Regions from separate parts of the Homo sapiens genome. Here region 2 is linked to region 1. A link is a loop called in an ENCODE intact Hi-C map of the cell type or tissue named here. Cell type or tissue: natural killer cell. All regions are shown on one strand. Links, peaks and the distances in the headings refer to the core of each region. The heading gives the core; the rest is flanking DNA. Region 1 overlaps TRD-AS1 (TRD antisense RNA 1). Region 2 overlaps LOC124903284 (a long non-coding RNA gene).

The links. A loop is a pair of places that touch in the nucleus more often than their neighbours do. Peaks named below come from ENCODE experiments on the same cell type or tissue, not always from the same donor. Only the 100,000 strongest peaks of a DNase experiment are listed, where the experiment ranks them.
Region 2: it touches region 1 in a loop (3-fold over the local background); 7 of 110 quality-filtered maps call a loop at or near these places.

Annotation. Positions count from the first base shown.
Region 1 is chr14:22,366,642-22,383,796 of GRCh38, reverse strand. It overlaps TRD-AS1 (TRD antisense RNA 1), which reads left to right. Exons shown (of 5, transcript NR_148361.1): 3 at 1,392-1,446; 4 at 1,817-1,953; 5 at 2,123-4,392. It also overlaps TRA. Among named protein-coding and RNA genes, the nearest start is that of TRD-AS1, 110 kb to the left of the region's middle. RefSeq lists an enhancer at 1-143. In natural killer cell, for the core only: a CTCF peak has its summit at 8,232 (motif pointing right); no DNase peak of the experiment used is centred there.
Region 2 is chr14:22,154,706-22,171,860 of GRCh38, reverse strand. LOC124903284 (a long non-coding RNA gene) reads left to right here. Exons shown (of 2, transcript XR_007064069.1): 2 at 3,003-5,011. It also overlaps TRA, the pseudogene TRAV28, TRAV29DV5 and TRAV30. Among named protein-coding and RNA genes, the nearest start is that of TRD-AS1, 320 kb to the left of the region's middle. In natural killer cell, for the core only: no CTCF peak of the experiment used is centred there; a DNase peak (open chromatin) is centred at 8,650.

The DNA of each region.
Region 1 (17,155 bases), core at 3,471-11,470:
TTTTGAAGTAAACATAGGCCCTGGAACTCAAGGCACAGGCCAAGCACCCCTCAGGTAAAGCTGGGGCCAAGGTGAAACAAGCAGATGCAGGAAGTGCAGCAGACGAGTGGCCAGAGGACAGGTGTAAACCCCAGAGAACTGGTCAGGACTGACTGCAGAGAGGGTGGCAGACACCGTCACTTCTGGCACAGGCTCAAAGGGGTTTGCAAAGAAAGAAAAAGGAAGAAGTGTTAAGACAGTCTGACGGGTGATGAGTGTTCTATTAGGGTGGGATTTTTGCATGTGGGAGAGGACTTCTGATTGGTTTTCAAGTAAACTTTTCAATCTTTGATTCGTTTACTATGTATTGGTAATACATGGGGATTTTCCAGGCTGGGTAGGCCCATACGAGTTTTCCAGTTTTCACTGAATTTGAAAATATGGTCGTCTGCTTTGGGTCTGAGTCTCACATAAGCAATTCTCAACCCCAACTCTGCCTTCTAATCTTAGGTCTTGGGCAAGACTGTTAACCTTTCTGGGCCTCAATTTCCTTGTCTATAAAAGAAAAGGGTTAAACTATGTGATCATCTGGAAACCAACTCTAGGTGCTGAGAAGGCAGAGGTCCCTTCCAGGTGGCCCACCCCTTCCTCGTCCCCTGCAGTCCTCAGGCAGCAGGCTGCCCTTCTGCAATCAGTTTACTTCTGGAAGCTGCTGTAGATACTCAGCCTAATTGGATTTTCCGTGTGTAAAGATGTGAGTAGAGTCACAGAGAGGTTTCCTCCAGGCTCTGAAGGCCTCCAGGATCACTCTGGATGACAAATAGAATTTAATCAGTTGATCAGTGTGCCTAAATCCTCTTGTCATGGTGGTGATGTTTGCAGTTCAATTTCATTTTTATAGAATAAGGGATTCAGTGATTTGGTGAGAAAGGGAGGTGTTTCTTTTGTAACCATGATATTGCCATATTATTTAGCCCCGATTTGAGTGTGGTTCTCTGTTGAGCACCATCCCCAGTGCATTAAATGGAAAGAAACTTCTCTCTTGAAGCTTCCAGTCTGAATCAGCAAGGTGGTTCTCATATGAAAGGTAGACAGATATACAGGCTAGTGCAAAAACACCAAAAAGTTAAACCTGCCTTCCCATGAAGTTGCCATATCTTTGACATTGTGAACAAGCACCAGCAGACAAGTGAGCAAGGAATTAACCATGAGAGTAACATTCCTGTCCCAAATTCAGAGCCATTAATGGTTCAGGAATAGGTCTAGGAGTGCCGAGGTCCTTAGCTGGCACCATCAGCCTACTCCTCTCCCTGATGGATGTGAATAGAGGAAGGAAGGAGAGATTCTTTAATAGACAACTACTGAACAGGAATTTTACATTTACTCTTCTTTTCTACATCCCACTTTTGTAGATGAAGAACCTGAGGCTCACCTTGCTTAAGTGACTTGAGCAGCTTCACGCATCTTGTAAGTAGTAGAGACAGAGTCAAAACCAGATCTTCCTGCCCTCTCTATCATATAAACCACTTACACTGAATTACAAAGTGAAACTGATCTATGGTGAATTGTACTAATGTTCTGCTTCTGCCATGGGCACCAGAGGAGATACCTTTCTTTGTTGACACTAATCTCAAAGGCTAAATTAGATCCCCCAAACTCATTTCCATTAATAACATGTCAAAGGCTTGTGTCATGCGTTAATTTATCCAAAGTGATCTTGATTCTATTTACATTTTGGTGCCACCTTTTAATGTCACCATTTTTATAAATTAAATATGTAATATATAAAGCCAGTCTTCACTTACTGATATGTTAATTTTTAACCCAAACTTCTTAGTCTGACATTCCAGCAATACCGGAGCATTGACAGTTGATAATAGCTCTATGTGCTACCTCTCCAAGAAACAAATTTGCATTTTAACCTGCCCCTTCAATGGCTGAACTTCAAAGGGTCACTGATGAATGCCACAGCAGGTTGGTGGGAATATAATTCTTTTTATGGATAATATTTGTGTGTGTATGTGTGTGTGTGTGTTAAATCCTACCACATAAGTCACTAACCTATGGGTAAGGCCAGTCTTGACCTAAAATGAGGAATTCTGTAAAATTTCAAATGCAAATCACATTTTATTTTTGATGTTAGAGAAAACTGCAAATTGGAACAGCAGAGCTGTGCCTCTGGCCATTTCCTGGAACTACAGAGGAGCAACTTGCCCCGGTTTCCAGTGGGTGATGTTCCTCTTCTGCCACAGTCCCTGGCGATGTTGATGTGATTGCCATCAGAGCTCAGAAGCACAGAGCAGAATCATCCCCTGGAGGAGGATTCCCTTCAGTGTAAGAAGTTCTTACAGAATTAATCCTCAAAGACTGTGGGTGGACTCTGCCAGGTTTTTCCCCGGGTGTACCAGAAGAGAGGAAGAGCCCTCAAATACAGGAAAGTGCTCTTTTCAGTGACAGTAGTTCTTTTGGGCCCTGTGGCTAAGTGTGCTCCCACCCCAGCAGTAAGATCACAGCTAATCCTGAGAGGCAAGAGCTCACACCAGGCTACTGAAAGAAAAAGTGTCCTTTGTGGATTGCAAGAGGAACTGGGACACACTGCTGGAAATGAAGTGGCAGGTCATAAACTATCATAAACTCAGGAGGAGAGGTGTTCCTTTTTGAGACACTCATCACAACTAGAGAGAATGCAGCTAAGAAAATGCAGTCTTTAGGGGGACCTGGACTGTTGAAGTATTTGAGCTATTCGGAGGAAATAGAAACTTGGAAGAGATCTTTGTTCCACTATTATTTGGCAGCCCCTTACCCGCAGCTGCCATTACTCCAGATTCTCTCTGATGATCCTGCATCAGGAGAATGAGTTGACTGGGCACCACTGGGAAATGTGGGCAGCTCCAGGCTGAACTAGAGAAGGGGCATGTCAAAGGTCACTTATTTGTGGCTTGACCCTTTGGAGGCCAGATGTAAGAATCAATTTCTCACAGGTCCCATGCTAACGCTTTTCATATTTATTTCCATCTGAGACTCACTTAGGCTAGGCAAATATCCCATGGGTCTGTACCTCTCCAGTGCTTTCTTGCTCATGTAAAATTAGCTCATTGGAATGAATAAAGAGAATGGTATTACTTTGGCTCGAACACGAATGAGCACTTTCACTTTGTCATAGTGTAAATATTAAAGTTGTAAGAGACAGCCCAGGGACCAACTATTTTTTTTTTAAAGATCCAAGTGCTTGCATAGTTTCTAAAATTCTACACCGGGGAACTATATCCTCATTCAGCACTGAGACTCCTTGGTTCCCTAAAACCAAAGTCTCCAGGTGCCTTCAGGGGCCAACCAAGATGGAGCTCCTTATAGACCCATGCAATGTCAGAACTGGAAAACTTAGAAATCTTTCAGTCCACCCATCATTTTATGGGTGGCAAACTGAGATCCAGAGAATGCTCAAATCTCATAATTAGCTATGAAAGGTTATGATTAAAATGCAAATTTGGGGCCTCCAATTTGGTCCTCTTTTCACTCTCCTTCTTGCTGGGGAAAGAACAGTGATTCCTTGATTGGCAGAGCAGAAAATATCTTCAGTTTTTAGGATGACTTTATTCCCCTAAAGAGTATCTTTGTCACATCTCCTCCTTGTCCATTTTTAGAGACTCTACAGTGTTTAGCTACTGGTAGATTTGTTCTAGTGGATCTGGTACAAATCTTATAGAAATATCTACAATTATTCCATGTTATTCTGAAATTATTCATACAGCATTTCTTCTGTTTTATTAGCCATTTTTAAGGGAGAAGGAACCTAAGATTAATTGCTATGGCTACATGTCATGCTCACCAATGAACTCACCTCATTTTAATCCTCATGATCTATTATAGTAGGAATGCTTGTTGTACATAAGTATTCAGGATTACTGAATCCACTTGAATTTTTTGAGGACAGTGGCCAAATACAATTCTGTGGTCAATTTAGGCTGCTCCTACTGTTCCCTGATGTTAGGCATTTTCTTCCACTAGGTCCTCTGGAAGGATGAAAAACAAGGCATTATTATACTTTTGAATAAAAATGGTTTGCCAAACAGATTATGTTTGTAGTTTGTGCTGTTGAACAGAAATAATAAAGAACTCTACTTGAAGTCTGAAACAAATTCAGGAAAAAATTAAAGGCAGTTTTATTTTACATAGTAGGGAGTAGATTTTAGGAACTCCTTGCTCCTGGGGTAGAGCATATGAATGTGTATTCTAGAGAGATTCAGACAAATTCACTTATGTTAGACAAATGACTTTAAGGGAAACTAGGAATGTTTTCAGGGCACATAACCTTGTATTTAAAAGATACTGTTATTAGATCATTTTTTCTCATTATAAAAATATGTTTTCATTGAAGAAGAAATTGTGGTTTACATACAATTATAAAAAGAAGAGGAAGAAGGAAATAATCTATTATCTCACTACCCAGAGACAATAACTACATCATTTTGGCATATTTCCTTTTAGTCTTTGGTCTTAAGTATATTTTCTGACATTGTTGAGGCCGTTTTGTACATTCAATTTTCTGTTAACTTTATTTTCCCCCATGTAATTTAAAACTCTTGAAAATCTAATTTTTAATGGTGGCATAGTATTCTACTGGGTAGATGTTGCTCAATTTGCTTAACTGTTTCTCTAGTGTTGGATAGTTATGTTATTTCAAATTACGTGAAAGTATGAAAAATATTTAATGAACATTTTGCTTATATAAAATCTGCTCAGAAGACCCTTTTAATGATAGATTTCCAATATTTGGGTCAAGAGGATGACTATTTTAAAAGCTGTTGATACCTAATGCCAAATAATCTACTGTTATACTGTATCAATTTGCAATCATAGCAGTAAAAATGTAATTGCTCTTAATATGCCGAATTTCATCAGCATTAGATTGTGATTGTTTAAAAATAGTTGTTAACTTGATATGAATTATAGCTGTCTTCATTGCATTTTAAAATTTTCAGTGTTTTTTTTCAAATATTCATTAGTAATTTATACACAATTTTTGTATCCGAATTTTGCCTATATATCCATCAGGCTAGTGTTGTCCTTATCCTTTTATATACACTTTTAATATATTAAGCATATTAACATTTGACTGTTATACAGCTCACATACCTTTTTAATTTTTTTTTTTTTTACTAATTTGATACTGATTTTTTAATTCAAACATTTTTAGATATTTGGGAATCTTTTAACTTTATGCACTCAAACTTACATATACTATATATCTCTGAAATTTTGTTTACTGCCTTTACACTTAGAAATTGATTTTCTATCCTGCTGCAGAGGAAGAGGACAACATTTAGATATGAAAGGAATAGCTGGTGGAAAGACTTGGTTTGGGGCTGGATTGGAGTTGATTGTATTAGTTGCTTTGATCTCTAGGTGTCTCCTCCCCATTACCATGCTTCAGGAACCACCTTGGTACAACAAAGAGAACCATTTATCTCAGTGTGATAAGGCTCTTACCGGGCTGAGAAGATAGAGAATCTGTAGGCTGATAGTGAGAGACAGTGAATGTTTTTCTAATTAAATTAATGCATGAAGGGAGAAGACACAATGCCTCCCACTTCCGCAAGAAAAAGAATCTAAGTTCCAACTTGACTCTAGCATTATGTGTCTAAGGAAGTCATAATTCCCAGGAGGACAGTGTCAGCACTGTCCAGAGGAGAGAGGTGTTAAAACTGGATGCAGGTAAAATCCAGTTAACAGAGAGGCAATTTTTGTTGGGAGGTTGGGATTCTTCATAGTGGTTTTTTAGATTTAAAGAAAAATGTACAACCCCCTCTCTCGAGCCGTTTACCTTTCTATGTTCTCAGCAAGCAAATTTCTTATCAGTAATTTGGCTTTTAAAGTATCATGATAATAAGGAGGAGAAGGGAGAGACCAGAAGAGCAAATGCATTGGTATTTGAGGTTAAGCCTGAATCTCGTCTCAATTTACATAGCAGAAGCTTACCTCTGATGGGCTGATCCCCTCTGGGTTTACTAAGAACATTCACCTTCTTGAACATACAGACGAGGACCAATTACTCAACCAAGATACTGCCATGAGGAGTTTCCTCTAGCCATCAGGAAATCCTACTACCACCCCAAAGCCATTTGGAAAACAAGTGTTTTTTTTTTTTGTTTGTTTGTTTTTAAGTGAAGGGAAAAAATATTAATGGATTGGGGAAAGACCAAGTAGAATTCACTAATCCTAATGAAACTAATAAATGGAGCAGTCAGGAAAGAAATAGATATTAATGCCACCTTTCAAAACTTTAAAAGGAGAGGCGTAACCAGGAAAACAAAATACAAAATAAAAAATCTGCTCAGATTTTTTACAAAAGAGCTAATGTTGTAAGGTTTTCACCTCAATTCATCCCTTGAGCAAACACATTTCTGTCAATGGTGGAAAGTTATGGAGAGAAGATGCCAATGACCTGTGCACTCAAGTGTCAGGGGGAGAAAAGGCTGGACAGCAGGGATGTGTGTGTGTGTACGTCTGTATGTGGATGTACACACTTCTACATGGGAATTTGTAAAAAAAATTTTGGTTAAGATTGTGGACTCTGAGACAGATATCTGGATTCAAAGTTTGATTGTAACCCTTACGGGCTTGGTGAATTTGGGCAATGTACTCAGTTCCTCTGAGGCTTGGTTTCGTCATCTGTGAAATGGGAAAAATATTATTAGCATCATAAGGTTAATAATAAGTTTACATGATACAATATATGACACATGACAAAGTGCTTAGAAAAATGCCAGTCACAAATCCCCAATAAAGGTGGACTTTGTTATTTGCATAGGTATATGCATGCAAATATACGATGGTGAAGAAGAAAACCTAAAAAACAAAGTTTAATTATGCAAGTAATATGCTAATACATCCTTATTATAAAAATAAAAGCATTGCAATTAAAACCAAACTCTCCACTGACTGTTCTCCCATCCCACAATATAATTCCCTCTTCCACAGGTACTAATAACAGGGAATTCATCAATGTACTTACAGTCCTTTTGCTGTGCAATATTTAGGGTTTATACTGTACAATATTTTTATCAACATAAATAGCATAATACTGTATATATTATTCTGCAACTTGCATTCTCAATCAATAATGCATTTTGGCAATCTTCTCTTTTCATTATATGTAGATTCGTGTCATTATTTTTAATATATGGAACATAGACTTATTATAACCTGTGATATCACTTTTTACTATATGATTATGTTATTTCCAACTTTTTATGGCCCCAAAATTGCTGCTTGTTCATGCTTTCTTTTACAATAAGAGTAATGCCAAGACTGGGACGCAGTAATTGCTAGGTCATAGAATACATTCCTTTCCAATATGAATATTTACTAACATATATTTTTATGTTGTGATGGGAAAGATATCTCACCTATTTTCCTTGCCACCAGGGTAAAGTGGTATATTAATTTCCTTGTATTGTATATTGTACTCGAGATAGATAACTTGTTAATTATCTTCTAATGTTAACATTTATTCTTTTACAAATTTCATTTCATCATAAAATTAATATGTGCTTATTACATTGAAAATTTGGAAAATACAAAAGAGTGGAAGGAAAACAATCCCCGTATTCCTATGAGGTGAGATGTTCGATACCCAAAAAATGGCGTACTTTCCTAGGAAATTTTTTAAAAACTATAATTTGGTAACAACTAATGTTAAAGATCAGGTTACTAGTATGCTGTTTTGAAATTAACAAGGTAATAAGTTACGGCTTAAAGATACCAATATTTTACATTATTTGAATTTCTGTTGGAAGAATTTAGGAATCAAAAAACTCATGTATTTTATATATTAGTTACAAAGTTAGTATTCCACATTTATGAACTTTTTGTCCTTTTTTGAATAGTATTCTTTTTACAGAGACAAAAAGTTATCATTACTTTTAAGATGCTTCTGAGACCTGTATGGAAATTATAATAGTAACAAGAATTATTTAAAAATTGAATTTAAAAGTTATTTGTGATATTTATTATACTTGGAATATATGCATCTCTAGAATTTTCATGGGTCTTCATAATTTTATGGAGTTAAAAATGTGTTTTCAATGGAATGGTAGTCTAAAACATGTAGTTGGGCAGCATAAATTATGTGAAATTTAAGTAATGTGATATAAAAATTAATAGCCCATATATTCTGAGAAGAATGGGTAATTTTGTGGTTCTCATCAAACTTAAATGAGATTTGCGTAATTTCAGTTGGTGAACAAGCTAAAGGAATCGTAGATTGTTTTTACTCCTGCCACATGGTGGAGCTACTTCAGCTTTAATGGAAAGAACCAGCCATTGTTAGTATGGTATGTTCCACCTGTTGCTTTATGAGCATTTCTATAAGAGATCTTGGTTATTTTATGCTATTATGTTTAATAATCACTTAAATAATTTCAAATTGTTTTACTTCTTTTTATATTAGCATTCATTAGGAGTTGGTACTAAAGCTCATGCTGGAAAATGTGCATTCAGATACATAACTTTTCACAGATGTTAGCTATAATTCACTCCCACAGAAAAAGCCAAACAACTCCCTTGATGTGTTTTACCACTAATTTAGAAAAGAGCAGTTGCTAAATATTGTAGATAATGCTAAGAAAATAAAGAGCGGCATCAAAACAGAAATGTGCTACAAAGTTGTAGGTATTTGGGCTCTGTGAACCAGTTCCCCACGGAAACATAAGCCTTAAATTATGCAAAATTATAAGGAGTACATACCCCTCATAAAACACAACTAACTCACGTTGGGGCTGAAAAACTATAAGCAAACACTGTCACAATATTTTGATGCCCTGCTTTGCTAATACTAATAGTTACTTTAATACTAAGTGAAGGCCTAATAATGTCAAGTAATTTGAATATAAAACAGTCATTGGAAAATAGAATCATAACAAGTTAGATGCTGTAAGCATGGGGAACTCAATGAATGATTGGTGCTAAATTCCCCATTCACATGGCTGTACTGTGTAGAGCTCATCTTTTGTATAAATCACTGTACTACAGTTGATTAGCAATAGTAAAGAATGCTTCATTAAAAGTTAAAAATATTTCTTTCAGTATTGTACTATTGGTGCACAGTAAATTGATTGGCCCATCAAGTGAATTAATTAACAATTCAATATGAATTTGTTTCAAACAAAGGAAAACAAGCATGAAAATTATGTACAAAATGAGAAGAATCAAGTTAATAAGCAAAACCCAGCACCACGTATATATCTTTCATCTATTAAACTCAAAACTGGTGACTTAAATGATGAACTGGATAAAGAAAATGTGGTACATATACACCATGAAATACTACTCAGCCATAAAAAAGAAAAAAGTCACATCCTTTGCAGCAACATGGATGGAGCTGGAAGTTCTTATCCTAAGTGAATTAATGCAGGAACAGAAAACCAAAGGCTGCATGTTCTTACTTATAAGTGGGAGTTAAACATTGAGTACACATGGACACAAAGAAGGGAACAATAGACACCAGGGCCCAGTTGAGGGTGGAAGGTAGGAGGAGAGTGAAGATTGAAAAATTACCTATTGGGTACTATGCTTATTACTTGGGTGACGAAATAATCTGTATCTTGTCAAACCCCCATGACATATATTTACCCATTCCACAAACCTGCACCTGTACCACCTAAACCTAATATAAAAGGTGGAAAGAAAAAAACCTGGTGATTTAGTTTTAGCCAAGTATTATCATTACATTAAATTAAAATTATTTATTGAAGTTGTAGTGGTTTTGAAGCTTTGTGAATGTTTAATTTATATTTTTAAATTGTTGGCATAAGAGCAATAAGCATATAGAGTTTATAAATCATATTATGTTTCTACATGTTTAAATAGTATTATGTTAAAACTAATTTAGTTTACCCTAGGGCCTCTGAAAATTACTTGTCTTTTAAGGAGCTGTATCTGACTCAAGTATGCTATTGGTCCTGGGAACTTTGAGTTTCTTTTGCAGACAGCTTTTCTCTTTTGGTCTGCCTGGAAGAGTCCCTGGAAGGGACTGTGGCTGAAGTCCACATCATAGAATTTATGCTGTTATTTTTGATAATCACTTAAAATAATTTCAAATTGTTTACTTTTATATTGGCATTCAGTAAGAGTTGGTGCCAAAAAGCTCATACTGAAAGATGTGCACCAAATACATAAATTTTAAATACTTGTTAGTTATAATTCTGTGTTCAGGAGGCAGATACTTGAGGAGCACTGTGTAGCTATTGCACAGAGGCAGGTAGCTGAGACTTTGAGCGGGGGAATGATGGTGAGCAAAGAGCAAAGGTAAGCCTCTTTACTGAGCTGGGTTACGAATCTTCTACTTCGTTTCTCTCTTTCTTTCATCGGAAAAGGTACTGTCTGAGAGACCAGCACCATTTGTATAAAATAGATCAGAATGAAGTTCTCTACATTTTAGAATTCAGAGGGCTGAGGCCTTGGCTCAGTCTCCTCTTGGTATTCACCCTCATTCAGGGAGACAGTCTAATATAGAAATTGGGCCTTTTGTTCATCATCTCCTATAAATTTCTTTTTATCTCCAAAAGGACTCCTCGTAGATCTAGATTGATATCCTCATATTTGAGAGGAAAGTTCCTGTGTGCCCCTCTGTCCCTCTCCAAGCATCTCCCAAATCCTAGGTCAGTTGCAGCCATAAAGATCACCAGTGAACCCGTGGAGCATCTGTACTTTTCTTTCTGCCCACATTTGCTATCTTCTGAGATTTAGAAGTTGTGCTGGATTATGCTGGTCAACTTGCTTAAGCAGACAACTGCATTTCTCAGAATCCCCTTTCATGTATCGCTCTGTATTAGCATTGGCTAAGAGATGAAATGGGAAAAGAGTTAGAACACAGAAGTGGTAACTATTACTCTTAGGAAGTCACTGTGGTCACATACAGTGATGGACAGAGGGAGAGATGCTTGGTAGGTCCCATATAGTCCTTGCTTTCCTTCACTCTGCATCCAGCGAATCTTTCTGACTCTTGGCTCTGCTGAACAACAGTGACTCGAGACCCATCACCAACTACTTGGCTGTGGACCCACAGAAGTGGTTGCTACAGACAGGTAACCACTCTCCATACAGTTCTTCATGAGCTCCCCTTCACAGTCCCACTTTGGTGGTTGAAAGTGTTTAGCTTCCTAGATTTCCCCCAAGCCCCAGCCTGTCTGGTCCATCTGTGCTACTGCATAAGATAGACAGGTTAATGACCCTTTTTCTGATCTTCTGACTCCTTCTTCCAGACCTTTCCTTCTCTAGCTTCTCTCACATTTGTAAGGTCTGATTCCACAACGAATCCACTATTCCTATATTCTGTATCATTCACAGTGGTTCTGCTTCCCTGACTGACTCTTAACTGACACAACTATTGGTGTTGGAAGTGAATCCAGAGATAGAATTTTAAGGATGGGAATTTGGTGTTGATTCTCTGATTCGATGAAGCATTAGTGACTATACTGCCAATGGTAAATGGGACACAGTAGTCCTTGATATCAAGTGCTTATAGAAGGCAAGGTGTTAGATTACCAGGTAGATGCTGCCATAGACCAATGTAGTGGAAGTAAGGAGTATGAGGACTGGAGTTTGTGGGTTGCTTCAAAGTGTCACAGAGAATATGGAGAAAAAGAAATAAACTCAGAGTGTTGAATGTTCAGTTCAAGATGCAGGCAAGGGACTGAAAAGTCTTTGTGACTACTCTGAAAGAAACTCTTATCTCTCATAGCTGCAAGATCTGATATTTCAAAAAACCAAGCCCAAAGACTGATCCTGCAGCTAGCTAGATTAGAACATCAATTCAATTGAAGGTCTTACAGTTAAAATTAGGGCTTTGATTGGGACAGAGCTGGCAGGCTGTATCAGGGCAGGAACAAAATGATGAGGTACCATGCCTGCCAAAAGGGCTGCAGGATTTTTCTAATTTATATTTACATTCCAAAAGTTTAGACTGTAATTTCTCCTTCTTTCCTCCCCTGAAAATTGAGATGGCAACATGTAGGCAGATTCTTTGGAAGCTGAGAACCTTGAAAGCCCTGTCTCCTTTCCCAGCAGAAGCAGCCTTTCCCTCTGAGGAGTTTAGTCCTCCCTTGATTGAAAAGGCTGTAAGGACTTACTCTGTGGAAAATTGCTGAGACCCCTCAAGACTCACCCCCAACATCTTTCACTGTTTGTATGCCTATAGCTAGACTCAACTCCTGGCAACCCATATCAGGGCAGGAACAAAATGATGAGGTACCCTGCCTGCCAAAAGGACTGCAGGATTTTTTCTAATTTATATTTACATTCCAAAAGTTTAGACTGTAATTTCTCTTTCTTTCCTTCCCTGAAAAGACCTAAAGCCATTTGCCAAGGTCATAGTGCATTTGGGAAGGGTAAATAACCAGACCTTTGGGGGATTTCTGGACATTGGCTCTGAAATGATACCAGTCCTTGGAGACACAATATGCTACTATTGCCTATTTACCAGAGTAGGGGTTTATTGAAGCTGAATGATTAATGGTATTTTGGCTCAGGTCCATCTCATATTGCATCCAGTTAGCTCTGAACTTACCCCATGGTTATTTCCCAAGTTCTAGAATGCTTAACTGAAGGAGGCACACTCAGGAAAGGCAGAATAACTACATTGATTATCTGATCTGAGGAGTGAGGACAAGTAGAAGGCATTAGAACTGCCTTTGTATTCCAAACTAGTAAATCCACAGCAGCACTGCATTCTGTAGAGACTTGTAGAGATTAGTGCCTCTATAAAAGATTTAAAAGATGCAGGGCTGGTGATTTTCACCACACCTCCATTCAACTCAACTATCTGGCCTGTGCAGAAGACAGATGGATCTTGAAGAATGACAAAGGATTATTGTAAACTTAATCAGGTGGTGAGTACAATCACAGCTGCTGTTCCAGATGTGGTTTCATTGCTATAGTAAATCAATATATGTACATCTAATATATGAATACTGATATGGGAAGTCATTTTTTCCTCTATATACATGTTAGTAGAGACTATCAGAAGCATTTTTCTTTCATCTGGAAGGGTGAAACAAGGTACCCTCCTTGTTTCACCTCAGGGTTATATCAACTCTCCAACCCTGGCCTATTCTATTCCACAGGAAATTGATTGCCTCTTCATTTCACAACACACCACATGGATCCTCTACACTGGTGGACCAGGAAATCGCAACTACTTTAGACACCTTGGTAAGACCCATAGAGGCAAGAGGTTGTGAAATAAATCCCAGAAAAATTTAGAAGTTTGCTCCTTCAGGAACTTTCTTGGGGTTTCATGGTCTGGGGAAAGTTGAGATATCTCTTTCAAGGTGAAGTTCAATGCTACATCTGGTCTCTCCTACCATAAAGAAAGAGTCCCAATTTCTGGTGTGCCTCATTGGATTTTGGAGGCAACATATCTTATTTGGGTGTGTTGTTATAGTCTAAACCTATTTGCTGAATGAGTAATCTGAAAGGCTTCCAGTTTTGAATAAGGCCTGGCGAAAGACAAGCCCTTGTGAGAGGGTGGCAAGCTTCCCTGCCACTTTGGTCATATGACACATCTGATTCAGTGGTGCTTAAAGTGCCTATTGAGCTTTTGGCAGGCCTCTTAGGTAAATTCCAGAACAGACTTTTAGAATCTGGGAGCAAAGCCATGCCATACTCTGCAGATAACTTTTTTTTTCTTTTTTCTTTTTTTTTCTTTTTCTTTTTCTTTTTTTTTTTTTTTTTTTTTGAGAAACAGCTCTTGGCTCTTTGCTGGATCCTAGTATTTGACCATGGACCATTAAGTATCATGTGACCAGAAATGCCCCCTATGAAATGAGTATTGCTTAACCCACCACCATGTTCTGTTGGTTATAATCAAGTCACAGAGCCAGTCCAGATCAAGGGGAAGGAATTATGCAAAATTCCGAATACTGAGAGACATAGTTCATTGGAAGACCATCTTTGGAAACCAGCAGCTATCACAGTTTCCTTGGATATTTTCTGAATAGAGAGATTCTTACATTAATAACTGTTCTCTTCACCAATAAATATTTATGGAGAACATACAGTATGTGCAGAACCTGAACATAAGTGGAAGAAACAGGGAAAGCATTGCACCTTCCTCAAAGTTTGTGCATTCTACCATGAAATATTCACACTAACATTGAAGCTAAGAGTAGGCTGGAAATCCCAGAAGTGAAAATTAATATACTGGTACTGATGGTCAATGGGTGTATTATAGCTCTCTGTGGTGAAATAAATAGATTGATAATGGGCTTCTGTATATAGTTGTATCAACAATAAAACGATGGAATGCTTTCTAGCTCAAGATTTTTACAACCCAATGATCCTTAATCTGGTAACTCATTCCTCATAAGACTCATTCCTCATAAGACCTGCTTACCTCAAAGAATTGTTTATGAGGATACGTTAAAATAAGTATCAGAAAGGACCTTGTAAACTATAAACAATGGTACAAATGTAAGAGACAGTTATTGCATTTTCAAAAAGAACTCATAATAGGCGTGATGTAAATATTTGTTGAATAAATGAATGAGAAAATAAAATAAATTCTTGAGACAAATTTAATATATGGTTACCTGAACTATTGTTATTTTTCAAGTTCAGCCTCATTATACTTGCCAATTCTTGGTGTTTGTGTCTTAATCCCTTTTTTTTGTCCCATATTCATGGCTTGGGAAGAAAAATAAGCAGATGAAAGGAAAATTAAAGTCAGAGAGACAGTGTCATATTTAGGTGATAAATAACATCATTTACTTATTTATACATGTATCAGATCTTTATTCATTTGTTGAATAATTCAGACAAAGTCCTGGGCTTTTTGATACTTAGATTCTTTTATAAAAAATGACTTTTATTTTATTTTAGTTCAATAATTTTTTGGGGAACAAGAGGTTTTTGTTACATGGGTCCATTCTTTAGGGTGATTTCTGAGATTTTGGTGCACCCGTTCTCCCCTGAGTCTCCAGAGTCCATTATATCATTTTTATGCCTTTGTATCCTCATAGCTTAAATCCCACTTTTATAGGTGAGAATATACAATATTTGGTTTTCCATTCCTGAGTTAATTCACTTAGAATGATGGTCTCCAGCTTCATCCAGGTTGCTGTGAATGCCATTATTTCATTCTTTTTTATGGCTGAGTAGTATTCCATGGTATATATGTGTATACATTTTCTTTATCCACTCGTTGGTTGATGGGCATTTAGGCTGGTCCCATATTTTTGCAGTTGTGAATTGTGCTGCTATAAACATGCATGCACAAGTGTATTTTTTGTATAATGACCTGTTTTCCTCTGGGTAGATACTGAGGAGCAGGCTTGCTGGATCAAATGGTAGATCTACTTTTAGTTCTTTGAGGAATCTCCACACTGTTTTCCATAGGTTTCCATTCCCACCAACAGTGTAAAATTGTTCTCTTTCACCACATCCATGCCAACATCTTTGATTTTTGGATTTTTAAAAAAATTATAGCCATATTGTAGGAGGAGTAAGGTGGTATCACATTATGGTTTTGATTTGCATTTCCCTGATAATTAGTTATATTGAGCATTTTTTTTCATATGTTTGTTGGCCATTTGTATATCTTCTTTTGAGAATTGTCTATTCATGTCCTTAACCCACTTTTGGTTGGAATTATTTGTTTTTTCTTGCTGATTTGTTTGAGTTCCCTGTAGATTTTGGATGTTAGTCCTTTGTCAGATGCATAGTTTGTAAATATTTTCTCCCACTCTGTGGGTTGTCTGTTTACTCTGCTGATTATTTCTTTGGCTGTGCAGAAGTTTTTAGTTTAATTAGATCCCAGTTGATGCTTATATTCTGGTGGAATATATAAAATATATATTTTATATATAAATATATATAATATATATTTATATATAAATATATATTATATATATTATATATAAATATATATAATATATATTTATATATATATATATAATATATATTTATATATAAATATATATAATATATTTCAAAATATATAAATAATTTCAATATATATAAAATATAAATTTTAATTTATTTTTATATTATACTTTGTTATTGGATACATGTGCAGAACATGCAGGTTTGTTACATAGGTATAGGTGTGCCACGGTGGTTTGCTGCACCCATCAACCCCTTGTCTACATTAGGTATTTCTCCTAATGCTATCCCTCCCCAGCCCCCAACCCCCCGACAGGCCCTGGTGTGTGATATTCCCTCCGTGTGCCAATATATTCTCATTGTTCAACTCTCACTTATGAGTGAGAACATGTGGTGTTTGGTTTTCTGTTCTTGTGTTAGTTTGCTGAGAATGATGGTTTCCAGCTTCATCCATGTCCCTGCAAAGGACATTAACTCATTCCTTTTTATGGCTGCATAGTATTCCATGATGTATATATGGCACATTATCTTTATCCAGTCTATCACTGATGGGCATTTGAGTTGGTTCCAAGTCTTTGCTATTGTGAATAGTGCTGTAATAAACTTACGCGTGCATGTGTCTTTATAGTACAATGATTTATAATCCTTTGGATATCTACCCAATAATGGGATTACTGGGTCAAATGGTATTTCTGGTTCTAGATCCTTGAAGAATTGCCACACCGTCTTCCACAATGGTTGAACTAATTTACACTCCCACCAACAGTGTAAAACTGTTCCTGTTTCTCCACATTCTCTCCAGCATCTGTTGTTTCCTGATTTTTTTTTTTTTTGTGGTTAGCGGAATTATTTTAATCCCATGAGAATACTATAAAATTAAAAATTAACATAAAACAGTCATTCATCATCTCACTGGCCAGAAATAACCCCTGTGGATAAGTGAGAAATTGTTACTTTAGTAGCTGGCATTAGAGATTTTTCAAGGTAGGAAACTATCTTTAATTAGGAAAGTATCTTTTTTTAAATACACACACACACACACACACACACTATATATATATATATATATATATATATATATACTTTAAGTTCTGGGGTACGTGTGCAGAACGTGCAGTTTTGTTACATAGGTATACACGTGCCATGATTGTTTGCTGCACCCATCAACCCGTCACCTACATTAGGTATTTCTCCTAATGCCATCCCTCCCCTAGTCCACTGACCCCCAGACAGGCCCCGGTGTGTGATGTTCCGCTCCCTGTGTCCATGTGTTCTCCTTGTTCAACTCCCACTT
Region 2 (17,155 bases), core at 3,837-11,836, 210 kb after region 1:
GAATGGGCTGATCGCAGAGTGGGCTGATTGGCAATGGGTTGCCCACCAGCCTCAGGGGAAATGTATTTGCAGTGAAATGTACAGTGAAAACATGGCGTGTCCTAATCCCCATGGTGTTTACCTCTTTTGGGGGACCCAAGATTTAGTGTGAGTTATGCTTTGAATTCAATGGTCCAGATAAAAAAGAGACTAAATTAAAAGCACCTATCTAAATGAAATTGGTCACCTTATAAAAGCCCGTGATAAATTTATATAATTTTGTGTTACTTGGCATCCATGTTTTCAATCTTCCTCTAACACAACCAAATTTAAAGAGCTTAAATTCCCTGTCTCTGTCTGTATTTTGAGATGCAAATCCTTTATCTTGTTTCACCTGAGAGTTATCACTTCAGAAATGCAAATTTAGGGTCGCCTAACAGTTGCCTAGAGCAATAAAATAGGTAATTGAAACTGTGAATAAAAACAACTACTTAAATTTGGTAAATAAAAAATCATATAGTTCTACAAGATCTGCTTCTGTCTGTGTGTCTGTGTGTCTAGTGTCTATATATTTATATGTGTTATGTGTATGTGATGTTTCACAACCAAAATATGTGAAAGAGTTCTAATTAATTGACTTAAAAAGTAAACACTTAAATATTTTATGAGAAAAATAGAAACCTTAACTCAAACACCTTTAAGTTCATGTGACTTTAGTAATCTTTAACAAATAAAGACAATTTAAAAATTATTGGTGAAATAAAATAAAATAGAAACCTCTTCCAAATTTAATTTAGACATTTTGTCTGTCTATTGGCCTGTTGTTCAGATATTATCTCTGCTAGATGTTTTAAGATCATAAAATGTGTTTTTATGACAATTTTTGACACTTAACTTGTCTATAAACTATGTTTTTGGATTTGGGCCTTTAGGAGATTGTGAAGCCTAGCTCCAGGGATTGTCCTTTGTCTTGGACTCTGTATCTGGTGCTTAATTAGAATTACTTACTTCCTCAGTTTTTCACTAAGAATAAGAGTTACTAAGAAGTAACATTACAGTTTATGTATATAATTATACTAGCTATGGCCGGGCGCAGTGGCTCACACCTGTAATCCCATTACTTTGGGAGGCTGAGGCGGCCCGATCACCTTAGGTCAGGAGTTCAAGACCAGCCTGGCCAACATGGTGAAACCCCATCTCTACTAAAAATACAAAAAATTAGCCAAGTTTGGTAGTGTGTGCCTGTAATCCCAGCTGCTTGGGAGGCTGAGGCACGAGAATTGCTTGAACCCAGGAGGCGGGGGTTGCAGTGAGCTGAGATTGCATCACTGCATTCCAGCCTGGGCGACAAGAACGAAACTCCATCTCAAAAACAAAACAAGACAAAACAAAACAACAAACTACTAGCTATAAGAGAAACAGTTATATATGCAAAGTGTATAAAGTTGTTTTGTGTTTTTGATAAAAAGCTTCTAAGAAGGCATGGGAATCTGGTTTCTGTTAAAGAGAAAGTAATTTTTCCCAGCATGGAGATCTTTTTAAATTAATTTTTTAAAATTAAGTTTTTAAAAAGTTAATTTTAAAGTTTTCTGAGTAAAAAAAATGATGGATAAAACTCAATGAATATAGAAAGTTGAAAAATTAAATTTTTGTTCTAGGGTAGACTGATAGGACAAGACTAAAGATTTAAGCAAGTTGTAGAATGTTTGTGGAAGACTGATCTTGTGGAAGGAATTCTGTGTGTGATTATTTTGTTTGTTTTTTCTTTCTTTTTCTTTTTCTTTTTTTCTTTTTTTTTTTTTTTTGAGACAGGGTCTCACTCTGTCACCCAGGCTGGAGTGCAGTGGCGTGATCTCGGCTCACTGCAAACTCCACCACCCAGGTTCAAGTGAGTCTCATGCCTCAATCTCTCAAGTAGCTGGGATTACAGGTGTGTGTCACCACACCTGGCTAATTTTTATATTTTTAGTAGAGTTAGGCTTTCGCCATGTTGGCCAAGCTGGTCTTGAACTCCTGGCCTCAAGTGATCCACCCGCCTCAGCCTTCCAAAGTGCTGGGATTATAGACGTGAGCCACCACACCTGGCCATTCTCAATTCTTATCAACATATGACTCAATTAAAACTTGTTGAGTGTTTCCTACATGCAGTGTTGTGCTGGGTTGATGTGAAAGGAACAATTGAGGAAGGATCTTGACCATTGGGCAAACTGGTAAGATAACTCAGGGTCCCTTGGGCAAAGCTGGAAATCAATCAGAATAAACCTCAATGAGAAGAGAAGGCAAGGCAAATATAAAATTGAAGTACTTCTAAATGCCATTTCCCCAAAACAGATATTTAAAACCTTGGAAAAAATAATGCTAGTGACCTTTCCAGATAGGTAACAAGATTAACAATCTAAATACCTACCGTGTACAATCCTCACGTCCAAGAAAGAACCAGACAATTTTTTTTTTTTTTTTTTTTGCTGTCCTATTGTCAAGCTGTGGGTACCTAGGAGAAGAAAGAGAGGTTACTTTTCACTTTCAGATAGGAATGCAGAGATCCAAAAGGAGTTTATATGTATAGCTTCAGTCAAATAGGAATTCACTCCAGTTTTTGAAACTGAAATCTATGTAATTTTCTCTGAATCTAAGTTATCTATCATATAATACCAACAAAGCAATTAAATAATTATCAAGAAAACAATGCCAAATTAGATATGGTCTTAAGGCCATGGCTTGCTTTTTGTGTTATATGTTGAAGCAAATGAATTTCCTTCAGGTTTCTCTTTTATCATGGATGAACCTTCTGGTAAGTTCCCCATACTCCTGTGGTGGGCATCTATGCTAGGGGAGCATCTGCGGCTCAGCTTTAGGTTTGAGTACAGGTCTTGGAGGCCTGGGTATCACTGTGTCTCTGTGCCGCAGAAGTAGGTTCCTGAGTAACTGAGCTGGGAGGCCGTAAGGTACAGGGAGCTTTGCTGCTTTTTTTCATTAAATGAAGCAGATATTTTGTCATGACCCTTCTGTTCTCCACCCTTCAGTAATATCATCAGGAAGACGGGTGCTTCACCATGCTTCTGCCTGTACCAGTGTACAGAATATAAAGCCTTGGAGGAACTGCAGTTGATGACAGCATCTTCCCCTTCTCGGAGGATCACGGCTTGAGGACTCTGCACTGGTTGTTGGCTTCTCACCCCTGATCAGAAAGACAATCGAATGAGATGCTCAATCTCGTGAAGGGAAGGGTGATTTTCTCTCTTCCTTCCTTATTTAAAACATTAAGCATCACCACATAATTACGGTACATTTTCCTCACTTCTTAGGTCTGGTTCTTAAAAGGGCCCTTCCCAAGACAGAAAGCTATTGTCATTAAGATGCTGTCATATCACAACCTCTCCCAGACTGAATCGTGTACTCACAGGTCAACTGCCACAACAAGGTGCCTGAAAGCACTTTCAGGAGAGTCTCCATCCTTGGCCTGCCAGAATATCCAGTCAGCTTCTGAATGGGCTTCCTTAACAGGAGTTGCTTTGAACTCAGAATGAGGCCTGTTGCAATTGCTTCCAGGATATTGCAACTTTGGGGGCAACCAATCAGAGACACATCACAACAGTTTAACTGCAGAGAACTAAATGCATCTACCTAGAATACTTTTTAAACAGCTCTCCCCTGTGGCCAGACTGAGGAATGTTGATTAAACTGTGGATTTTGGCTTTTCTTGAGTAAGTTTTCATACAGGATAGGTTTTTTTCTTGCTATAAGAAGGGCCTATCAATATACTGTGTTACAGAAAGAATTACTCCAGAATTAAGAGAAAAAAGAAGTATCAAGGGAAAATGTATTATATGTATTTTACTACATATATATATTTTATATACATGCCCACACATGGATATAATATATAAGTATGTGAACTCATAGTAATCTTTCAAACAGTGACATTTCATTATATTATTTACTTGTGCAGATTTCTTTCACTGCTCATCATTGTCTTCAAGATAATGTAATGTACAAACATCTTATAATGGCTTTTAATTATTTTCACAAAGTGGTTTCTGCTTATTGCTTTAGTTTTATATTTACTGACATACATTTTGAGTTGTATGCTCTGGCCATCCTGAATTAGTTTAATGTCATTCTCTTAACCTAAATATTGACTTCATGTCTTTGTACATTCTATTTATCTTTTTCTGTAATACCCTGTCTCTGACTCCATTTTTGGCTAACTGTTTTACAGATCTTAACCTAGATACTACTTCCCGTAGGCAGCTTTCCCTTACATTTAAGTTTCCAAATTAAATGCCACTGTTAGGTGGTTATATTCTACGCTTCTCCTATGATAGCTTTTATTATACTATATTGTAATACACTCTGCAATATTACATGCTCCCTGAAGGCAGAAACAATGCCTTATTCTTCTCATTTGCATCTATTGTTTTCAAGTCTAAGACACATATTAGGTATCAAATGAATAACCTTATTAAGTGAAATCTCAAGTAAATAGAAAACATATTTGGTAACCTCACAAATATTATGGTTACTCATTTATAAAACTGAGAATTAAGGTACAACTGCTTTGCAGTGGTGGTTTGAACATTTTATGACATACATAATTTTAATTATAGCATAATTCTGGCTTTTAGTCCTCAGGTTCATTGTGTTCTGTGTCACCTTGTACATGCTGTTTCTATCTTTAAGATCACTTTTACTACCTTCTCTGTCTTTCAACTTGATTGACTCCTACTAAATCTTTAGGTCTCAGCATAGGCAAGACATACTACAGGCTGCCCCTGACTCACCTCTAAGGCTAAGATGGGGGTGGGACTTTCCATATGCCTTCATACCTCCCTTTGCTTTCCCAAGGTTGGCCTCATTTCACTTTACTCTGTCTGATTAGCTGCCTACATAACTAACTAGACTACAATTTAGTCAAAGAAGATATGTATTTTTCCATAGCTCTTTTTTTCCCAGCATGTAACATTTATGCAGAACTCAGCAGGCAACCAGTTAACAATTGCTAATTGATAAAATGAATAAAACTTGAGACCGATGTTAGCTGGAAATCATTGCCCTTGCATTACAGATGAAGGTCCTGATATAAAATGTTAAGAAGTTGATTCACTTGCTCAAGAAGACACAACACACTTATGGCTAGAACAATGCTAGAAAGTATGTTTTCCCAATGCTGTTTCCCAAATATATTAGATAAGAAAAGAACGTAAATAGATAACTGTGGGAATGAATGAAATGTGAAAGTTGAAGCAGTCTGAAGAGCTTGAACAAAAAGACAGGGATGAGATTGAATGTAGTATTCCTTTTTCTGGTATGATTCTACGTTGCTTTAGAAGGATAAAGACAGCATTAATATATTCCCTCCCCATTATGCAAGACATGAAATGGGGTAAATGTAACAGCAGTTAGAGTGAAAAATGTCCATTGTAACAGAACTTTATAATGGGTTTCAGTAATTTATAAATCATGTTAAATATATCTGAAAAGAAGAAAAGCTGATTTATTGTCTTAAGGTATTTGAAATAGTTTTGTTAAGAGCAGGGATATATAGTAACTGGACTGATTATTCAGCTGAATTTCCACATTTTTTGAAACTGAAATGAAATGATTCATCGTAGCTACATTTCTCTACACCCTGCTAGAAGACAGCAACAACTCTCGCGTGTCTGCCCTTTTGCTGGGATCTGTGGCTACAGCTTTGAATTTGGGAACAGGCTCTGGATGCCTGTGAGCAAAGAGTATGCACAGCAGACTCTCTGCTCAGAGTAGCTGAGGCTCTAGAGTAGGAGCCCGAGATGTGCATGGAATACCCTAAGTATGAAGAGTGATGCTTAATATTCCTTCCTGCTTTTCATTCTCATTTACGTGCATTACGAAAAGGATCTTGGAATTTTTCCTGCCTATACCAATGTAAGCCATAAAAAGAACAGAAAAAATACTGCATGTGATATTGGTGCTCCTGGATATGGAGGGATAATAAATCTAATTCACACTGAGTTAGCTTTACATCCATGTTCAGGAATATAGAATTAAATATGAGAGAATTGATCAACCTACAGATTTTACCTTATAGTTAAACCAACCCCACAAGGATCCCTAGATGAACAAAGCTAAGCCAACCTATATATCACCCCTATTCTGATAAAAAATGTCTTCAGCATTCCTGAAATCACTGTTCCTGAAGTCACTGTTCAGATTATGCCATAAGTAATGGGATTTACAGAGGCTTCCGCATGCTTCTTGGGAAGTATCCTGAATTTCTGTATCTTCTCTCTGTAAAGATCTTCAGCTTCAGAAAATCAGCCTGTGAGGAACAAGCTCTAATCATTTATCTACAAATACAATATACATATAAAACCATAATTTCAGCTTTTAATTCTCTATGAGTGATAATCTCACTCTTCTATAGGTCAATGATGAAGACATGTATGATAAGAATTTTAAAGATTGCTAGCTGTTCAAAAGCATGACTTGTTAATAGCTTCTGTAGGAAGGGCCCATACTTGGTGGTTTGGGGCATGAGTGACCATGAACTCTCTTTTCTCACAAAGTTAGTGATACTGAACAAATCCCTGAACTCCCACAGCCTGTTTTCTCTACTAAAATATGGATTATTCTAATAGTTGTCTTAAATAATTATTAGAAGAATTAATGTAATACATGCAAAACAGGTGGAATAATAGAAGTTCAACATAATCTAGACATTATTACCATTACACAACAGTGTGCTCTAAGTGATAAAATTCTTTCTCATGGAGCTACAAGTAACAATTCTGATACCACTATACATGTTTAATGGAATTGGACTATGATGTAAATGAATAGTGGGTGGTAATGACAAAAATTCTTTGCTTGACCAAACTTTAGTCAGGCTTTTGAAGTTTCTCCTAAGCTCATCTGTACATTTTCTTGTAAAATGTAGTTTTAACAAGAATCCTTCTAAGTCAGTTTAGCAAGAACCACACCCTCCCCTGCTGCCCTCGTCATCCTCCGCTTGATATCTGATTACACTCCATATCCAACTGGGCTCCTCATCCTCTATCATCCCCCAGGGGATTGATGTCTGATCACCCTGACCTGTCTTCTGCAAGGATCCTGTTTGGCTGGTCTAGCCAGACTATCCCTTGGTTCTAATGTTTCCTCTTAGTAATTTCCTATCCACTGACCCCTAATCTGCCCCTTGGCTAGAAATCTCCACTTGTCTATGCTGTATTCGGAGTTGAATCCAATTCTTCTCCCTCACTGCAAAATCCTGTTGCAGTGGTCTCTGTACCTATCATGATGGTCCTAAATAAATTCTGCCTCACCGTGTTTTAACAAGTATTACTGAATAACTTTTTGTTAACAGTGAGAGCCAGGCTGTGCACCCCTGTAGTGGGAATTTATGGATAAGTAAGGGGAGGAGGCTAGTGTGATCCACGTGGTAATGATTTAGCATTGGAGACATTGCTAAGAACGAATGTTTAACTTAATATAGATACAGATGGTTATGCTACATATAGAAATATTTATAGATATGCAGATATACATAAGTTAGTATTCACACATGCAATTCTTTGCTCAGAAATGCCTGTACACTGAGAAAAACTAAAAGAAAAGACATCTCAGGAAATGTTCATCACTGGAAGAACCTGCAGTAGGACCTTGGTTTTCCCATTCCAAACACACATCCTTGCCCCCTAGTATACAAGGGAGACAGGGCACCCGCATTCCAGAAGCTAGCAGAAACAAAGCATCACTAGAGATTTATGCTTTAGCTAAATCAGCAACCTCTTTCTGAAAGTAGAAAAGGAGAGTGGTTAGACTCTTAAACACTCTAAAACTCAGGGAACTTTCTTAACTTATTTGTAAGGTTTTGTCATGTATCAGTCTTTCTTTAGGCTCAACTTGCCTCACCTACTTCAAAGCATAATCTCTCATATTGGCATGTGTAAATGGAAGCGAGTCTATGTGTCTCCCAGTCTGAGTCCCCAAAGCAGGTTTGAGTACGGGCTGCAGGTGCCTGGAGAGCACTGTGCGCTTGCTGCACAGAAGTACACTGCAGAGTCTCCAGGCTGGGAGGGCACAATGTGCAGAGAGAGGTGCTTGGCACTTTTGTTTAAGAAAACAGTGAATCTTCCATCTTCATTTTTATCCTTAATGGAACTTATAGATATCAGGAATGTAGGACCTTCAGCAGGGTATTTTTTGTACCATAGGAAATAATCAAACATGCTGTTAGTATAGTCACAGTTCAGAATAGAAATTCTTCCTTCCTGGACGCTCAGGGATGGTGAATTTTGCTTAACTTGCTGGTCATCATTCTTCTGTTGACTGTTTACCCCTGTTTGGAAAGAGAATAACAGATTTTCAGTTTTATTTTTAATGTCCCCACAGGAAACCATCAAGATCCGGAAAACAAAACAAAACTTCTCCAATTATCTCCCAGCCTTGTAGTGTTCCTTGTAGCTTTTCTTACTATATTCAAACCTCCCATGCACAACTCACAGTCTGGCTGAAGCCACAGAATCAGCACTGATGCCCCCAGGAGCATGGCCATCCCTCCTGTGAAGATGCAGATTGTCTTATCTCCTGCCTAGAAAGCTGCAAATCTGACTTCAACCTCCTGTGCTTTATTCATGTCCTTCCACAGACCCTTCATTTTACATATGAACAACCTGTGTGGAGCTCTAAGCTTATTTATCTTTATGAAAGGAAGCACTGCCCCCTTTAGTTCAAATGTAGAAAGTTTCTGTAAATGTGTTTCTGTATTTCCTAAAGATGATTTTATAATGCCTTCTCCATAAAAAGTTAAAAAACAAGAGATTGAAAGAGAAGGAAAAGTTTTTAGAGAACACACACACACACAGCAATAGTAGAAAATGATAGCTGAAAATTAGAGAATTACATAAGGTCAAATGACTGACACCTTGTCAACTGGCATACTAAGGCAGACATCTTGTTTAAAAACATTAATAAGGATTGATACTTATTGGGGACGCATATGGGTATGATGTTTTATTTAATACAATGATATGAATTTAGAACACAAAGAAGTTTCGTAGCTTACTCTTTAGTGCAATTGAATTCTAATATGGTCTTCAAATATGCCCATATTTTCTATATGATAAATAGCACAACATAATTAAATTAAATTTAAATTCTGGGTACCTCTCTCAAAAACACAAATCAGCACAACAAAATTTATCTTCTGTATTAGATCACCTTCTGAACTGAAATTATCTCTATTGGAACTTGAATGAGATCATTTAGTGTGTTCTGTATTTTCAAAAGAGAAAAACGGTGACATAATCCTGTAAAGTCTATAGACAATATATTCATGAAATTTACCAGAAGATGCCAAAAAGGCAACATAGCTGCTTATCTTCACTCTTGGTCCACAGGTAATGTATTTCCCCATGGTTTACTATGATGGAGGAAGGAAGAAGAATCAATTGTACTTTTAATGCTGAATTAGTAGGGCAACTAGTGATTTCAGCTGAGATTAAATTCCAAAATGTTTTTTGAAATTATTTTTAGCAAGGACTGATAACACATAATAAAATAATATTTGATGCATATTTTATTATGGTAATAAACATTTTGAATTTTCACTTGAAGAATAATGAAACAAATACTCAGAAAAGTTAAAATGCCTCTATTAAAAGTGTTTTAAGTCCATTAATACATTAAGTCTGGCTGGGCATCATGGCTCACACCTGTAATCCCAGCAGTTTGGGAGGCCAAGGCGGCTGGATCACCTTAGGTCAGGAGTTTGAGACCAGCCTGGCCAACGTGGCGAAACGCTGTCTCTACTAAAAATATGAAATTAGCCGGGCGTGATGGCACCTGCCTGTAATCCCAGCTGCTTGGGAAGCTGAGGCAGGAGAATCGCTTGAACCCAGGAGATGGAGGTTGCAGTAAGCCGAGATCACGCCATTGGACTCCAGCCTGGGCAACAAGAGCGAAACTCCATCTCAAAAAAAATATATATGTCTATGTAATATATATACATATAGTATATATATATATAATATATATAGTATATACATATAGTATATATATATAATATATATAGTATATACATATAGTATATATATAATATATATAGTATATACATATAGTATATATATAATATATATAGTATATACATATAGTATATATATAATATATATAGTATATACATATAGCATATATAATATATAGTATATACATATAGTATATATATACATATGTATAGTATGTACTATACACATATAGTATATATATACATATGTATGTATATATATAGTCTATTAAAAATAATTGATTCAGGAGAAACTGATAAATTGTCTGTGTTGCATATTATATACTTTAAACCTATATAATTCAGACTTTCTAGTGAAGAAATTTTCATTGATTTATTTGTGTATTTATATATCAATCAATATTAATTTAGTTTTTATGCAATATTTAGCAATGTGCCTGGCTTAGAGTCTCAAATATGGTTATGGGACAATCTTCATTCATAAATACCTGGTAATTTGAAGAGAAAGAAAAATGTGTAACTATATACTTACAACATAGCACGAGACATGAGTGTTTTTATGAGGAAAGCATAACGGTGATCCATTAGTTCTGCTGAGGAGGTTAGCAGTGTGGAGTCAGGGAAGACCCTACAAAGGTAGAGCCCTTCAGCTGGGGCCTTAAGAGATAAAGGAAGATTAACAAGTTGGCTTTGTAGGAAAAGGGCATTCCGGACAAAGGTATCTGCAATTTTAAAAGTACACAGACAAATTATAGCCAAGAGTGCTCAGCAAATGAACTCCGTTCATTATAGTTGAATTTCAGTATCTGTCTGTAGGAAATTTATGACTTGATGTTAGGAAGGGTGGTCACACGCAAAACATGAGGATCCATGCATGAATCATGTATAAGAAGGCTGATTTTGCAAGTCCATGGGGCCTAGTGGTCTGTAATAGTCTCTCTCTCGCTCGTGCTCTCATACACATGCACACAGACTCACCATTTAGACAACAAAAGTACAAAATACACAATGCACAGATGCATCACAAGCCCCATGTTGAATCATTGGATATGAGTGACTCTATGCCTTGCTACAGAAAACTGTTTTATTTGGGAGGGGTGTTAGTGCGAGATTTTTCAGCAAGCTTTGAGGCTGATTGTGGGTTATTGGTGGCTCACAATTTTATATTTGTGGTGAATTCACCTTGTTGCTTGTGTGTGTGTGTGTGTGTGTGTGAGAGAGAGAGAGAGAGAGAGTGAGAGAGAGAGAAAGAGAGAGAAAGAGAGAGTATTACAGCCCACTAGGTCCCCTAGACCTGAGGAGATTCTGCTCCTCCTGGGGTATGCATGCTGGAACCAAGAGAAGTTCTCACACTGAAGACTGTGTCATTAAAGTGATTCTAAATCATATCATAGAACAATTAGAATGAAATAGAACTTTTATCTACCGAGAGTGGTGAACATTAAAAGAACTGATGATGGCTCCGCCACACAAGAGCAAGAGGTTCTATTCTGGAGATGTAAAAAATTCACAGTGTTTTGAGCTTGTGGGAGAGCAGAAGATGAGCCTATCAATTTACAAATTTTATAACGTGCTCAAAGCATGTTATAAAAGTCACGTTGACACTTCTATTCCTAGGGAAGTAACCACTCTAAAGAGCCTGAACCTTGGCCTTATTCAGTTTTTATGACAAGTCCCTTGCAGAATCAGTGGAGATGGGTGACACAGCTGTCTCTGCACAGGAAATTAGTTGGGGGAGGGGGTGGGGACACTTGTCATAGCATATCCATATTCATATTTGCATACACCAAACTGAGTCACCAGATATGTTTAGAGAAGTCTGTCTTCCCTAATAAAGACTACTCAGTTATACTACCAGGAATTTCTGAAACATGGGAGTAGAGCTATTCCTTTGATATCTTTACTTTAACAACACAGAATTAGATTGACATATGTTAAATTATTCATAAAGTTATAAGTAATTTCTTTCTGATGAGAATTTTTTAATTAAAAATAATTCCTACATCTTCACATAGTGATAAATCTGATTCTTTGTATATATATATAGATAGATTTTTTTTATTATTATACTTTAAGTTCAGTAAATTTGATTCTTTACACCCAGTGTTTCATGGAAATGCAGGAGCCCACAGGCTGTATCCCTTTCTTCCCTCTCTTCTTTCCCTTGCAACTCACCTTGCTACATGTGTTCTTTTAAGGTCTACTCTTTTTCTGGTAAGACTAGATTTCTGATTGTTCTTTCTCCCAATAGGTATCTGGATACACATTTTTAAAAGACGGACAACTTTCCATTGAACTAATTTATATTTGTCTAGTGCATCAATCAGGGTATCGTCAAGTGCAGGAAAGTCACCATGAGTTGTATGGGATAGGGGCTTAATTATGGGAATTTGGCTTTACGTGATTGTGAAAGGAGACAGGAAAGTGAAGGTCTAAGGGCTGTGGGAGGGCCAGAGAAGGAAACTCTAACCAGTTAATCTGAGAAACCAAGCATTTGCAGCTGCTGAAGTGTGATTTGAAGGGGAAGTTCAAGGAGAAGTCTAAGGAAGCTCTTGCCTTTGTGTGGTTACCATCTCCATTCATCTATCGCCAGGCATCTGAAGGTGACTGGTCAGCAGGAAGGCATGCTAGGCATGGAGTGGAACAGAGTTAGAACATGCTGGCACCTGCTGGGCATATCCGTGTCTATTTGTCAGATATGACAAATGACTGCTTCAGAGAGCAGTGGCTACTGTTTCACTTTTGCCTTCCATAGCTCACACACATTACTCTTTGGCCAATTTTATCCTGCTACTATACAAAAAAGGAAACTCTGGGAAACTTGGTTCCCTGCTTAATCCAGTACAAACCACCATTTTGTACCTCCTTATAAACTTTGCGTTAGGTCATACCTCATTTGATGGTATTTAATTTCCATATAAGACAATAGTAAAATAATTATTCTACCTAATAGGATGCAATTTCTTCCATAAAATTGTAAGGATGCTAACCTTTTCCCCAAAAGAAAATGCAAGGTCCCTTGTGTCACTTTATACATCTTTAAATGAAGTTTATTCTTTTTCTAGTTGAGTCATACTTCTCCTTTGATAACCTGTGAATTTTATAGTGAGCCATAAAGCTAACAAATAAAAACACATACTATTGCAGACAGTAGAAGAATAAAAGAAATAAAAAGAATGGGTTGTTAACCCTCCCCGCCCCACACACACACATCAAAGTAAGGAAGATGTACCCATAACTACTTCAGATCTTGTTTCTGTCACTGGTCAAGAGGTTGTAGCTAGTATGCACAATTTCATTCTTCTGCCATCATTCATTATTGTTTTTTGCCCTCAGCAATCATATTTCTTTGTCTGGTGGGATGATAACCTCAAGATCTATGTCTTAGCAGTCCTGCCTATATTGAGTTGCTGTAGTTTTCCATTAAATTTTATCATCATTCATGGTGGGATTAAGAGTTTCCACAGACATACTCTTCTTTACCCCCACTGTATTGTAGCAAACCATTTCTCCATGAAAGGCAGCATCAATCATCTCAGCCAGTAGAATAACACCTCTTCTTTGCTTTTGGTTGACTGGAATGAGGAGTCCATGCCATTCTCTTGCCTATACTATAATGTCAAATTAGTTTTGGCCAGCCCAGCTGCTCAGGTGTCTACCTATGTGGATCAAATGCAGTGATCTTCAGGCCTCCATAAGCTGTCCCCAAATTTGCAACTGGGCCACATATGTTTCCCGGCTCCTGAAGAGGGCTGGGCATTTGCTAGACTCACTCATCCATGATTTCAGAAAAACTTGAGGGAAATGAAATTGACCCTTTGAAAAACAAAAGCAAAGCTGATTTTAAGGATTTTTCTCTTTTTCCTTGATTTTCAGCAGTTTTACTCTGATGTGTAGAAGTATGCATTTCTCTTGTTCTGTGTGTGTTTATGTGTGTGTGTGTGCATGTGCTTTACATTTACCCTGTTTAGAGTTTGCTGAGTACCTTGAATCAGTGGAGACTTTTATCAAATTGGAAATTTCAGCTTTATTTAATAGTCAAAATGGATCACATTTATGTATCATATTTATCATATCTTATACAACTTATTTAGAAATACTTTCCACACTTAAAAGGGATTAGGGTCTCTGAAGAACTAACATTTTCTTATCATCAATCAGTTGCATGATTATTTTTATTTGTTCTTAGTGCAGTTATCTTTATCTGCTCTGTTAGGATGTAGATATGCTTAGTAATTTTGTTCCCCATATCCTTCACCTTACCATATTATGATTTACAGACGATTCATTTCAAGGTTCTTATTTAGTCTCCCATAAAATAAGAGTTACTTATGAACATTATTTAATAACTTGCAAATTATACATTATGTCTTAAAATTGCTATAATCTGCCTTGCTTCCTGCCTATATATGTATGCTGTTCCTCAAATTGGAGAACCTTCCCCCACTTGCTTTTGTTCTTCAGTCTGATTAACTCCTATTAAATTGCCAGATTTTGAACTGAGGCACCACATACTCCAGAAAGCTTCCTTTAACAGACATCTGTTTGTTTTTATAATACCCTTTACTGTGCCAGTTAAGTCCTTCTCTATTTTATAGGAACTGATAATAAAAATGTGTTCCCCACTAGAAATATATTCAACAAGGAAAGAACTCTTTATTTATTCAAAGTTCCCTACAGAACCTAATAGGTATTTGATAATTATTTGTTGAATAATTAATGTATCAAACTTGTGAGTAGTGGTGGGTGGGAAATATCATCTTCACATTATAAATGAGGATTCTGAGATGAGGGACAAATAAAATGACTCACTTGCTGAAGATGACATAGCATACTCATGACTGGAAATAAGCTTTTTTCTAATAACCTTCACAAAACATAACAAAGAGGAAAATGATATAGATACTATTGAATATGAGCAAAATGAACAATTAAAAATACTTTAAGAAGTTGGAGACCGGGTGTGGTGGCTCACGCCTGTAATGCCAGCACTTTGGGAGGCCGAGGTGGGCAGATCACCTGAGGTTGGGAGTTCGAGACAAGCCTGACCAACATGGAGAAACCCTGTCTCTACTAAAAATACAAGAAATTAGCTGGGCATGATGGCGCATACCTGTAATCTCAGCTACTCGGGAGACTGAGGCAGGACAATCGCTTGAACCTGGGAGGTGGAGGTTGTGGTGAGCCGAGATTGAGCCATTGCACTCCAGCCTGGGTGACAAGAGTGAAACTCCGACTCAAAAAAAAAAAAGAAGTTGGAAAAAAAAATAATGAAGGATTAGAGAGCTTAGCATGTCTTTTTTGACACATTTTGGTTTGACTTTCTCAAGATTTTCCTTTATACATAGATAATGTAAGATAAGAATAAGTAGCATTCGGGGTGCAAATACCCTTTTTGACAGAAAGCCTTATCATTGAGTTTGAGGGATCCTTTATCTAGAATTTCTGACTCATTGATTCCCTGATTTAGGGATTAGGATGTTAGGAATTGTTCTGTTTAGCACAGAGATAGTTACTAGAGTAAGTATTCATCAGAATCTTTTTTGGAAATGAAATCACTTTGATTTATCAAGTGTATGCTTCTCAAAACCATGTTACAGCAAAACACATGGACATCTCTAACTTATTGTTGAGTCTTAGAATTGCAGGTACTTGTCTGATTTCAGGCTTCAGGTGCCTGGGAAGCACTGTGTCTCCACAGCATAGAGGTAAGTGGCTGAGTCTCTGGTCAAGTATGCAGAAAGCTCTGACCATCCTTCATGGTAGTAGAGGCCATCTATTTTCCCTCTTCCTTTTCATCTTCACTTAAGTCTGTTAGAAAAAATATCATGGAAAATTTCCTAGGATTCTGTCTGTACTAAAGTAAGCCATAAAAAAGATGTGGAAAAGGAAGTACAGGTGAGACTGGTGCTTTCTTGCTCTTGGATATGGAGGATTGAGGACTCTGCTCATTCTTATCCAGAGAGATATGATAATATATGAAAGAGTTGATCAATCAATAGATTTTGCCTAGTAATACCATTCCCACAGATATCTGCAGGGGAACCATTTATGCACCTGCACCATAGTGTCAAGTTACAACTCATTTAGAAATACTTTCCACATGAATCAGGACATGCAAGGAGATGTAGGCAGTGGGAATGCAATGCTAATCACATCGGGACCTACTGCCACTCTCGGGGATGGGTTAGGCCTTCAGCTATGGTTTCATGTATAGGCTGCAGGTGTCTGAAGAGCACAGTGTCCCCACAGCACAGAAGTAAATAGCTGAGTCCTCAGGCTGGGAATCTGATGTATAGGTGGCCATAAAGTTCCTCAGCTTTGACTGCGGATTTTAGTCTTCTTTTTTGCTGTATTCCTGAATTAATGTTAAATAAGGACATGAGGGGTCCTCCAGGCTTTTGATGAAACCACTGCACACGGATCATGTAAATAGAACAACTGCACACCAGGAATGAATTTCTTCCCTCTTGGAGGATCAGGACGTGAGGACTCTGCTCCACTTTCATTTGCGCTTTTACCCCCGTTCAGAAAGAGAAAAGTAGATGCAGATGAGAGTCATCACAAAATCACTGTAGCTGTTTCCAAGTGTAGAAAATTTCTCTGTAGTTTTCTTCCTTATGATAGAGGACACAGCTTAATTGAGAGTTGCGTTCTTTCTCTTTCTCCATCTCTCCCGTTCCTCCATTGCTCCTTTCCAAATTCAGTTGTGATACTCCTCCAGGTTTCCTCTGGGCTGTCCTTAACTCACAGCAAATCTGTATCCACAGGAAGCCCAGCAAGATTCCTATTAATGCCTTCATGATTCTTTACTTTTTTTGCTACAGGGGCACACCTTGATATCTATTCTCTTTAAATATTGGTAAGTATCATATCTTGAATTTGGAACTAATTTTGTTCCCATGGCTGAGAAATTTCATGAGACAGATTCAGCGGCAGCAGCTCCCGGGAGTTGCCCCTCAGCTTCCTAGTGGAAAACTCCACCTACCTGTGGTTTAGTTCACCTTCTGCACACTGTGGTGCGTATGCGTGAGTCCTTGTGTGTGTTTGTGTGTGGGTGGGGGGTAATGGAGGGGTCATCTTTTTAGGGTTTAAGAATCATTTTGGGGAAGAACAGGAACACAGTAGCTTAGAGAAAGAATAGAGAAACAGTCTATATGTCTTTGAGGAGTCAGA